2 separate regions of the Homo sapiens genome follow, and region 1 is linked to region 2. Evidence: read pairs that join two places in POLR2A ChIA-PET (ENCODE). Cell type or tissue: OCI-LY7. All regions are shown on one strand.

What was found. Peaks named below come from ENCODE experiments on the same cell type or tissue, not always from the same donor. Only the 100,000 strongest peaks of a DNase experiment are listed, where the experiment ranks them.
Region 1: POLR2A ChIA-PET joins it to region 2 with 5 read pairs; 2 of 35 experiments call an interaction of 5 or more read pairs at or near these places.

The regions. Positions count from the first base shown.
Region 1 is chr5:34,549,115-34,554,114 of GRCh38, reverse strand. No RefSeq gene overlaps it. Among named protein-coding and RNA genes, the nearest start is that of RAI14-DT, 100 kb to the left of the region's middle. In OCI-LY7, no CTCF peak of the experiment used is centred here; no DNase peak of the experiment used is centred here.
Region 2 is chr5:34,821,017-34,826,016 of GRCh38, reverse strand. RAI14 (retinoic acid induced 14) reads right to left here. Exons shown (of 18, transcript NM_015577.3): 14 at 4,167-4,285; 15 at 1,526-3,061. Among named protein-coding and RNA genes, the nearest start is that of TTC23L, 16 kb to the left of the region's middle. In OCI-LY7, no CTCF peak of the experiment used is centred here; a DNase peak (open chromatin) is centred at 2,196; H3K4me3 peaks cover 2,698 bases; H3K27ac peaks cover 1,545 bases.

The DNA.
Region 1 (5,000 bases), 270 kb after region 2:
TTGCAGATGGTAGATCATGGAATTTATAAGCCTCCATCATTGAATGAGGCAATTCCTCACAATAAATCTCTTTCTACATATCTGTTTATATCCTATTAGTTTTGTTTCTCTGGAGAACCTTGACTAATACAAATATTCTTGAAATGAAACAATAGCTCATTTATTTGGAATAGGTTCCTAGAAATAGGATTACTGGACCAACAGGAATTACAAAATGCAGTTTGATTAATTTAAATATATGCAACTTGAAGGATGCTATGTTTGTATTATGGCCAATGCCATATGTCTGCATTGTCACATGGAAAGTCTGAGGCCAAATAGAGCTTTCCATTTTGTAGAGTCAGCTTCTGACACATTTTGCAGAAAGATAAAGGTTTGCTTTCTGCATCGTTCTGCCCAAATCTCTCTGCCGCCCACACTACCACATTACTATCTCTTATACTTAGGTGCTGAGAGATATCTGCTGTAGACTTGGGTCTGAGGGGATGTATTTGTCAGAGATCTTAGCACAAGCCGCTGAAACCAAGCCTGGCCAATTTAAGCAGTAAGAAGTGTATTAAAATATTAGGTCATTAACTAAATTTCCAGGAGCTCCAGAGAGCTAGGACTGGAGCCCATGTGGCCAGGATAAACCTCCCATATCACAGCAGAACCATTCCTAAGAAGACTCCGCTGCTTGCACCACCTTGCTGTGACTGTCTCTGGAGGTCACCATCACCTCTGCCTCCATTGCAGTAGGGTAGATGCCAGTGGACCCTGAAGCTCCTGAGTCACTCTCCAGTACAGATGCTCTGGTTAGGCATCTTGTAGGTGTCTTAATTCAAGTTGCAAAGGAGGCTAAAAAAGCAAGAGTCTGTCACTGGAAGTGGCTCATGCTTCCCACCAAGACATCAAAAGGGGCTGCCCATAATATTGAAGAATGGCTCAGATGCTGAGCTGCCAAAAATGAATGACAAATGCTTACCATAGACAGTAACAATGACAGTCAAGCCGCTGGAAGCCTAGTGTCTATTCTAGGAGGCGGGAGACAGATGGGCCTTTCTGTTCACTACAGTGGAGGAACCAGGTCTGATTCATCATCGTTTTCTAGTTCTGAGGAGAAGGTAGGTGTGCAGTAAGTTTTTCCTGGGTGAATGAATGGTTAGACACTGCTGATGAAGAGGGATGCTGTCCTTTATGCAGGGTGCTGATGCTCTCCATGCCATTCTGTTTCATGGATGCTGTCACTGGGAGTAGGATATCACGTGTCAGGCTGAAGACACCCACTGTCACATGGTCTTCACCGGCCTCCATTTTGGGGAGAAGGGAATTGTTTAAGCCACACTGGCTCTGTTTTCTCAATCTCCAAAAAGGGTACTGAGGACTGGTTTTTAAGTGTATTCTCTTGTAAGATGAAAAACAATAATTTCCACATTAAGAAAAAAATCCAATGAGACTGAAAATTCAGGACACCTGGTGGAAACTTGAAGCTTTTTACAAGAGCCACTATTCAGGCCCAAAAGGGTCACACAGGAAAGCATATGCCATTCTGGATTTTTGTTTCTGGATATTTTATTGTTTTGCTCTCTTACACCACTCCAGCACTGCACACTCTTTAAAAATAAAATAATTTTTAAGAGAGCTGGTTGTGTACGTTTATAGATAGGAGAGAGGAGTTTGGATAAGTAGCCAATTCTGACTGATTTTGATTTCCTAAGTCTGATTTCCATAATTAGAAAAGGGGAACGCAGTCACAGATGATGTCATCTGTTGGAACCACTGAAGAATGAAGACAGTTGGGTTGCTGCCTTTGTTCATTCTGGCTTTTGCCAAGTGTGGAAGTGGAACAGCAGCTTGGGATCATGGTTGGCAAGGCACCTGAATGTCAGAGCTTGTTTTGCAGGACCTTGAAGGCAATTCCTTTTAAAGGCACCAGGTCTCTATCCTATTTTGTGTCAGTTTTTTTTCCCTCCTTCCTAAATAGATCATTTCTAGCTGTAGATATCACAAATGCAATTTACACTTCATTCAGACATCTGAGACACCGTATGCTAACTAACAACAGAAGTTGGAGTAAAAAAAGCAGGGAAGTGAAAAACACAAGCCTTCTTTGGCTCACCAGTACACCCACTAAATCTCATCCAGCAAAACTGTTTTACATTGAGACCAGCTTGCCTAATGGTGATGCGTCTCCAATCCCATATGGATTTGACGTTTTCTTGCAGTGTGCTTTTCCCTCACTATGCAGATACTAACTGATCTGCCTCCTCCCAGATTTTTTCAAGTAATTGGTTGCTTGCTGTCTGCAAACCCAGACACTTTTGAGGTATAACATGAACCACCCTCTTAACCAGTGTTTTCGTGTTTGAGTTGCTGCCACTGATGCTGCTCCTGGGAGCCAGCCGACGGGTCAAGTCCCTTTCGGCTGATGAAGATGTGGATGCTCAGAGCTCGGAGTTAAAATCCAACAAGTGGCCGGGCGCGGCCGGAAGCGGTGGCTCACACCTGTAATCCCAGCACTTTGGGAAGCCGAGGCGGGCGTTTTCACCTGAGGTCAGGAGTTCGAGACCAGCCTGACCAACATGGCAAAATCCTGTCTCTACTAAAAAAATACAAAAATTAGCCAGGTGTGGTGGTGCACAACTGTAGTCCCAGCTACTTCAGAGGCTGAGACAGGAGAATCGCTTGAACCCTGGAGGCGGGAGGTTGCAGTGAGCTGAGATCGTACCACTGCATTCCAGCCTGGGTGACAGAGTGAGACTCTGTCTCAAAAATAAATAAAATAAAATAAAATAAAATAAAATCCAACAAGTAACAAAGTTGGACAAGGTCTCCTAGGTCACTTCCAGCCCTAATTTCTCCTGTATTCCCCAGCATAGCCCCAGCAATTGAGAGCATGTAATAAGTATTAACAACTGCATGTGTTGACAGGGCTGAATATATTTAAACACAGGATAACAATGGCAAACATTTGCAGAGTGTTCACTACGTGCCAGGCACCATACTACTTAGCACCTTACATGTATGATCTCAGTCAGTTCTCACAGCAATGCCACAAGGAAAGAACTATTATTACTCCTATTTTAGAGACGGGGAAACTGAGGCAGCAGATGGCTTAAGTAACTTGCCCAAGGCTGCATTTAGTAAGACGCAGAGCTGCAGTATGAACAATGGCCATCCCACTCCAAAGTCCACATTCTTCAGAATTATAACAACATCAATAATAAGACAACAAATATTTACATAGTGTGCCAGACACTTGTTTAAGGGTGGTATGTGGAATCAACTCCTATAATTTTTACAAAAAAAAAAATGAGAAAAGTCTACCTTTTACAGATGAGAAAATGGAAATGCAGAGATGTTAAGGAACTTGCTCAAGGTCACGCAGTGTGTAAGGGCCAGAGCTGGGATCTGAAGGATCTGAACCTAGGCTTCAGAGTATGTGTTCTTAACCACATGCTGTTTGGGAGGCACTTCCTTGATTTGGCTACAGAATTATGATAAAGCTACCCCTCCTCATCCATGACAAGGAAGGAGAGTGCAGCTTCCAGTTAGGAGTTCTTTTGGTCAGGTTCTGTGCTCTGTGTTTCTAAGTCATGCTATCAGCACCTGTGTGGACATCTCTACTCCTCCCATATGCAGATGGCTTTCATGGGTGGTCCAAATGGCCTAAATCATTTCCTGCATATTTCTAAGAAAGGAAAAAAGTGTGACCGTAATTACTTCCACAAGGGAGGATCAGTGGTTCCAAGTATGAATCCTAGTGTGGTGAAGGGAACCAAAATGTGCTACCCCTAAATACGCATCTTTGGATCTTTGGCAGATAGATTATTTTGAACTAAAAACCATGGAGAATGAGCAGACCTAGGAAAAGCTCCAATTTTTTTTTTTTTTTTTTTTTTTGAGATGGAGTTTTGTTCTTTCTCCCAGGCTGGAGCGAAGTAGGATGATCTTGGTTCACTGCAACCTCCACTCCCCGGGTTCAAGCGATTCTCCTGCCTCAGCCTCCCAAGTAAATGGGATTATAGGGGCCTGCCACCACACCTTGCTCATTCTTTTGTAGAGATGGGGTTTCACCATGTTGGCCAGGCTGTTCTCAAACTCCTGATCTCAGGTGATCCACCTGCCTCAGCCTCCCAAAGTGCAGGATTACAGACGTAAGCCACCACGCATGGTAAAAAGCTCTTTAAAAATGGAGTACAAGTTTTTTTTTTTTTTGTAAAAAGAAAAGAAATTACGTCTGGGCGCGGTGGCTCATGCCTGTAATCCCAGCACTTTGGGAGGCCAAGGCAGGTGAATCTCCTGAGGTCAGGAGTTTGAGATCAGCCTGACCAACATGGCGAAACCCTGTTTCTACTAAAAATACAAAATTAGCTGGGCATAGTGGCAGGTGCCGGTAATCCCAGCTAGTCGGGAGGCTGAGGCAGGAGAATTGCTTGTACCCAGGAGGCAGAGCTTGCAGTGAGCCGAGATGGCTCCATTGCACTCCAGCCTGGCAACAAGAGCGAAACTCCGTCTCAAAAAAATAATAAATAAATAAATAAAAATTACATTTATAAAGGAGATTTTTATATTAAAAGGTGTCACCTACCAGGATGAGCAGGACTCTTAACTCTTATCATCAGAGATGGCACTGACTTCAATCTGCACAACCAACCTTACTAAACGATTCTTGTTTACCATACTTTTGCTGGTTACCTTCTCATAACTTGCCTTCCCGGCCCCAAGGTTCCAATTCCTTTTTGCCTTGTTTAGCCTTAAGATGATATATTGTATAAGTCCAAGTTTTCACCACCACTTTGGGTTGCTTGTCACTGGGTGTGCCCTTGTGGAGACATGATCCACGTGTTAGTAAACTTCTGTTTGTTTTTTTCTTGTTGATCTGTCTCTTGTGAACCTAATTTATAGGGCCCCATCCGGAGGACCTAAGATAGGCAGAGAAAAAATATTTTTTCCCCTCCTCTCCAGAGGGAACAGTGTACTGGTCCCTGGAATCTAAAGTGCACAGAACATGCAGTAGG
Region 2 (5,000 bases):
TTGAAAAAAAAAATCAGAATTAGGATTTCCGCTTTTATTTGGAGACAGCTATATTTTGTCCAATACTGCTGACATGGGTGATCAGGAATAAGGTCTAGGAAGCCTGATATCTCTGGACGTCTTTCTTTAAAGTAAACACAACTAACTCCTCACCGTACCCCACCACTCCCTAATCCCTGTTCCCCTGGATGATAAAGCTCTTTTGAAACACTCATTACAAAAGAATAAAGACAAGTAGTCTCTCATGAATGCTATTCGGAACCTCCGAGACAGGGGACTAGAGATGCAGAGCCGATTGAGGCGTGGAACCATCCCCCTGAACTTCCCCTTTGCTTCCCTCCTTCCTCCAGCAGCACGGCCAGCACCATCTCTTGTGTCCAGCGCCATCTCAAATTGCCGGCTCCCCACATTCCTCCCCCTTCCTCTCCTATATACCTGTCAAAGGAGGGACCGGCGAGGGTAGCTTTTACAGTGACTTGAGGGGAAGCTCATGGACCTTAGGGAAACAGGATTAAGTCTAGGAGTATTTTAGTTTCATATTATGGAGGAATCTGTTCTGAATCCAAAAAAAGAACCTGAAGTTTGAGGTGGATCACAAATACTTTCCAGTTTGCAGGTTCACTTCTGATCCCCAATACTGGCAAAGCTTCTGTAAAATGATTTTTAAAGGACAGATATATGAAAATGCTTTAGTATAAGGAGAAGTGGCCGAAGATTGATGTTTGCTTATTGATTATTTTTTGAGGCAGGGTCTCACTCTGTTGCCCAGGCTAGAATGCAGTGGTGTTGATATGGCTCATGACAGTCTTGACTTGTAGGGCTCTAGTGATTTTCCTGCCTTAGCCTCTCAAGTGGCTGGGACTACATGCTCATACCACCATGCCTGGCTAATTTTTAAATTTTTTGTACAGATGGGGTCTCACTATATTGCTGAGGCTGGTCTCAAGCCATCCTCCCATCATGGCCTCCCAAACTGCTGGAATTAGAGGAGTGAGCCACTATGCCCAGCAGATGTGTTTTTAAAATACAAATACCCAATAAACTATTCTTTTTTTTTTTTTTTTTTTTTTGAGATGAAGTCTGTTCACTCTGTTGCCCAGGCTGGAGTGCAGTGGCCTGATCTTGGCTCACTGCAACCTCCACCTCCTGGGTTCAAGCCATTCTCCTGCCTCAGCCTCCCTTGTAGCTGGGATTACAGGCGTGTGCCACCACGCCCAGCTAATTTTTGTATTTTTAGTAGAGACGTGGTTTCACCATGTTGGCCAGGCTGGTCTTGAACTCCTGACCTCAAGTGATCCACCCACCTCGGCCTCCCAAAGTGCTGGGATTATAAGCGTGAGCCACCACGTCCGGCCGACCCAACAAACTATTCTTAATGTGGCTTTGGTGACAGATAAAGTTCATGTGCAGAGCCTCTGAGCATTCACTCCAGTTTAGTGCCAACACTAGAAATATTTAATATAGTAAAAGCCAAAGAGACTAAGACTTATTGCTAGAAACCCAACAGCAATACAGTTTCACCAACCTTTTTATCTTTATCTTCCTCCAGTTTTGAAGAGCTCTCAGCGTATCTTTTCATTTCTGCAAGTTCTTCCTGAGCTTGCTGGAATTTTTGCAGAAGTTCATTTACTTCTTGCTCTTTGGATTTCAAGAGAGTCTGAATATTTTCCTTTTCTCTTTTCACCTGTGAGACCTCACTTCTAATCTGGACAACCTCTGAATGGACCTTCTCTTTCTCTTTCACAGATTCCTTTAATTTCGATGCCAACACACTCACTTCACTCTCTAAGGATGACTGGAGTTTTTCATAGGAAGACCGAGGTACCATTGCATCAGTCATAGCAGCTTTCTCTTCTAAGAGTTGTTTCTCCAGCTTTGCTACTTCCACTTCCTTGCTTGCAAGGTGTTCCTTAAGATTGCTTATTTTTTCTTCCATCTCTTTTGCTGCAGTCCGCAGCGTGGTTATCACTTGCAAATGTTCTGTGATAGAGACAGAGTTCTCTTTTTGTGCATCCACCAGTTGTTTGAGCTGGGTCAACTCATTCAACACTTTTGAATACTGAGACTTCATTTCAGACAGTGCATCTTCTGCTTTAGCCCTGGACACGTTTGTCAATTGCATCAGTTTCTCATGCTCTGCTTTATGGATATATTCAGCTGTGACATCCTCTAGAGATTTCCTCTTCCTGTAATCCTCCAGCTCAGCCTGGGCTTCTTTGTACAGCTGTGACAGCTCGCTCACCTGTTTATTGAGTTCATCTATCATCCTATTCATGGCTTCTTTCATGTCCTCAGCTTCATCACTGGCTTCCTGTGTCATCTGACTTTTTAGTGTGTCTTTTAATTTCATGATTTCTTCTTGGGCTTCTTGGTATTTCTCAAACAAAAATGCTTTCTCCTTATTCATATTCTCAATAACAGAGCAATATGAACTTTTCATTTCCTCGTACTCTTCCACAGGTGGCTTAATCACTGTACCTTTCTCCCTCTCTACCAGTTTTTCCTCTAACTCTCTCACTTTCTCTTTATTTCTTTCACTTTCTTCTAATGCATTCTGCAGATCCTGCTTTAGCACATTTATTTCCTCTTCCGTGACCCTCAGCTCGTGGAAATGTGAATAATTATCCATGCTTTCAGGTGAGACAAGACCGAGTTTCATCTGCTTCTGCACACTAAGGACTTCTTTCATAGCCTCCTCGTATTTGCTCTGAGTTTCTTTAAGTTTCTGGCTGAGGTCAGAGCTGTTCTCTGAAATCTCAGTGTTGTTTAAGCATACCAGTTCTGCCCTTCGGGATTGGAGTTCGACCTGTAGCTGTTTTCTCTCTGCTTCAGAGCTCTCTAATCTCTTCTGTAGATCTTGCAAAATCTCTTGCAGTTGCTGAATTCTGACATCATTGTCAGTAGTGGATTTACCTAAAGAATGTATTAAGACAGATGGAGATGATTTGGAGTCTGGGGGAGAGGTTTCACCAGGTTTTCCCAGGGATGGGCCCAAGTCAGTTTGGGTGGAATGGTATGAGTCAAAGCTTAGGTCTGCTTCCGCCTCCTTGGGTGATTTGGCCTAGGAAAAAAAAGCAAGAATTAAATGATATCAAAGGTCAGGAGATTGAGACCATCCTGGCTAACACGGTGAAACCCCGTCTCTACTAAAAAAAAATACAAAAAATTAGCCGGGCGTGGTGGCGGGCGCCTGTGATCCCAGCTACTCGGGAGGCTGAGGCAAGAGAATGGCGTGAACCCGGGAGGCGGAGCTTGCAGTGAGCCGAGATCGCGCCACTGCACTCCAGCCTGGGCGACAGAGCAAGACTCCGTCTCAAAAAAAAAAAAAAAAAAAAAAAAAAAAAAAAAAAAAGATACCAAAGGCGTGGTTAGCTAAGCAAGCAACTAGAATGAGAGGAGTAAATCCGCAACTTTGGTACGGGAGAGTAGCATGATCACTTTGCCTGTGTATTCTCATGCCATGAAAAAAGACAGTCTGGGACATGAGTGGGACTAATGACACAAAGCTTGCTTTGGGTTCTATTGGGACAGACGATTTGTGTCACTTTGAAAACACTAAAATTGTTTTCTCTACAAAGCCTCCAATTCAAAAATTTCCTTTATTTCTTATATCATTCTACTTGCCAAGAGGGGTAATGGATATATAGTACAGCTATTTCTTCTTCTTATTTTTTGGTACAGCCATTTCTTATCAAGTACTTAAACCTGTTAAATGATCAACTTTACTAAATGGATAATATTTTATATATATATATATATATATATACATACACACATACATATATAATTTAAAACGTAAAATTTTAATATATATAAAATCAAAATATAAAATTATATATTATGCATCATTCTATGCATATAGTATATTTTATATAGAATTTTTTCTATAAATTTTGTTTTATTTATATAATTTATTAAACATATAGAATATTTAATACTGATCATACTATGTGTATAATTATTTATAATTTACCAGTTGAATAATTTACAGAAAGAGTTAATGAATAACACTCTCATGAAACAAATAATCTGAAACTATAAGATGCTTAAAGCTAATATTTAAAAAGAAACTAATGTACACATTTAAAACAAAATACATCTGACTACTGAAAAGACCAAGAGCTTGACTCTACAGAATAGTCCATGATAGCAATCTATTTATATACCTGTAATTTATCTTGTAACTCCTTATTGTGTAAGGTAAGGGAAGCAACTTTTGCTTGCAATAGAGAGAGAAGATCTTGTTGGTCAGCTTCAGAACTTATATCCAATAAGCTATCAGCACCTTGGGAAAGAGAAAGCCATTTAAAATATAAAACAATTAAACTCTTATTTCTCTAACCTGAGACAAATTCACTTCCTAGCCTAATCCAGTTCTTCTTCCTGGCCCTAATTATAAAACGCCCTAGCAGCTGGATGGGTGAACTAAAATTTTCATTTTATATAGAAAGGAAACTGGGGTTTCCTTACTGTGGTATTGCTAGCACAATACTAGATACATGTGTACACAAGGCAATCTGAAAATTGATGAATTTGGTCATATATTTCCTATTCATTTGCTTAAGTGTCATATCTTGGTTGTTTTTGGTTCTTCCCTGTGCCTTGTAAGTCTCAGTTATGTGAATCATTTTAGAAATGTCTCTGGAATCTGGTTTATTTCTTTCCCCCTACCACCATTACTGTAGTTAAGACTTTATCACCTTACTTGGAAACTCTGCAAACAGCTTCCCAACAAATCTCTGCCTCTCTCTTCTTCCCAGTGAAACTGTAGCCTGCACAGCAACGTCAGACCAGTCTTCCTAAAACATACTTTGATTGGGTCATTCCTCTGGGTCAAGTGCTTTAATTGTTTTCCCTCCAAAAATAATCTCCAAATTCCTTTATCTGGGTTCAGGCCTCTATGATTTGGCTCCAGTCTACTTCTTCAGGTTCATGACACTGCTACTTTTCTAGATTCCTATTTTCCTCAGATTCATGGTTCCCATCACACCCTCTACATT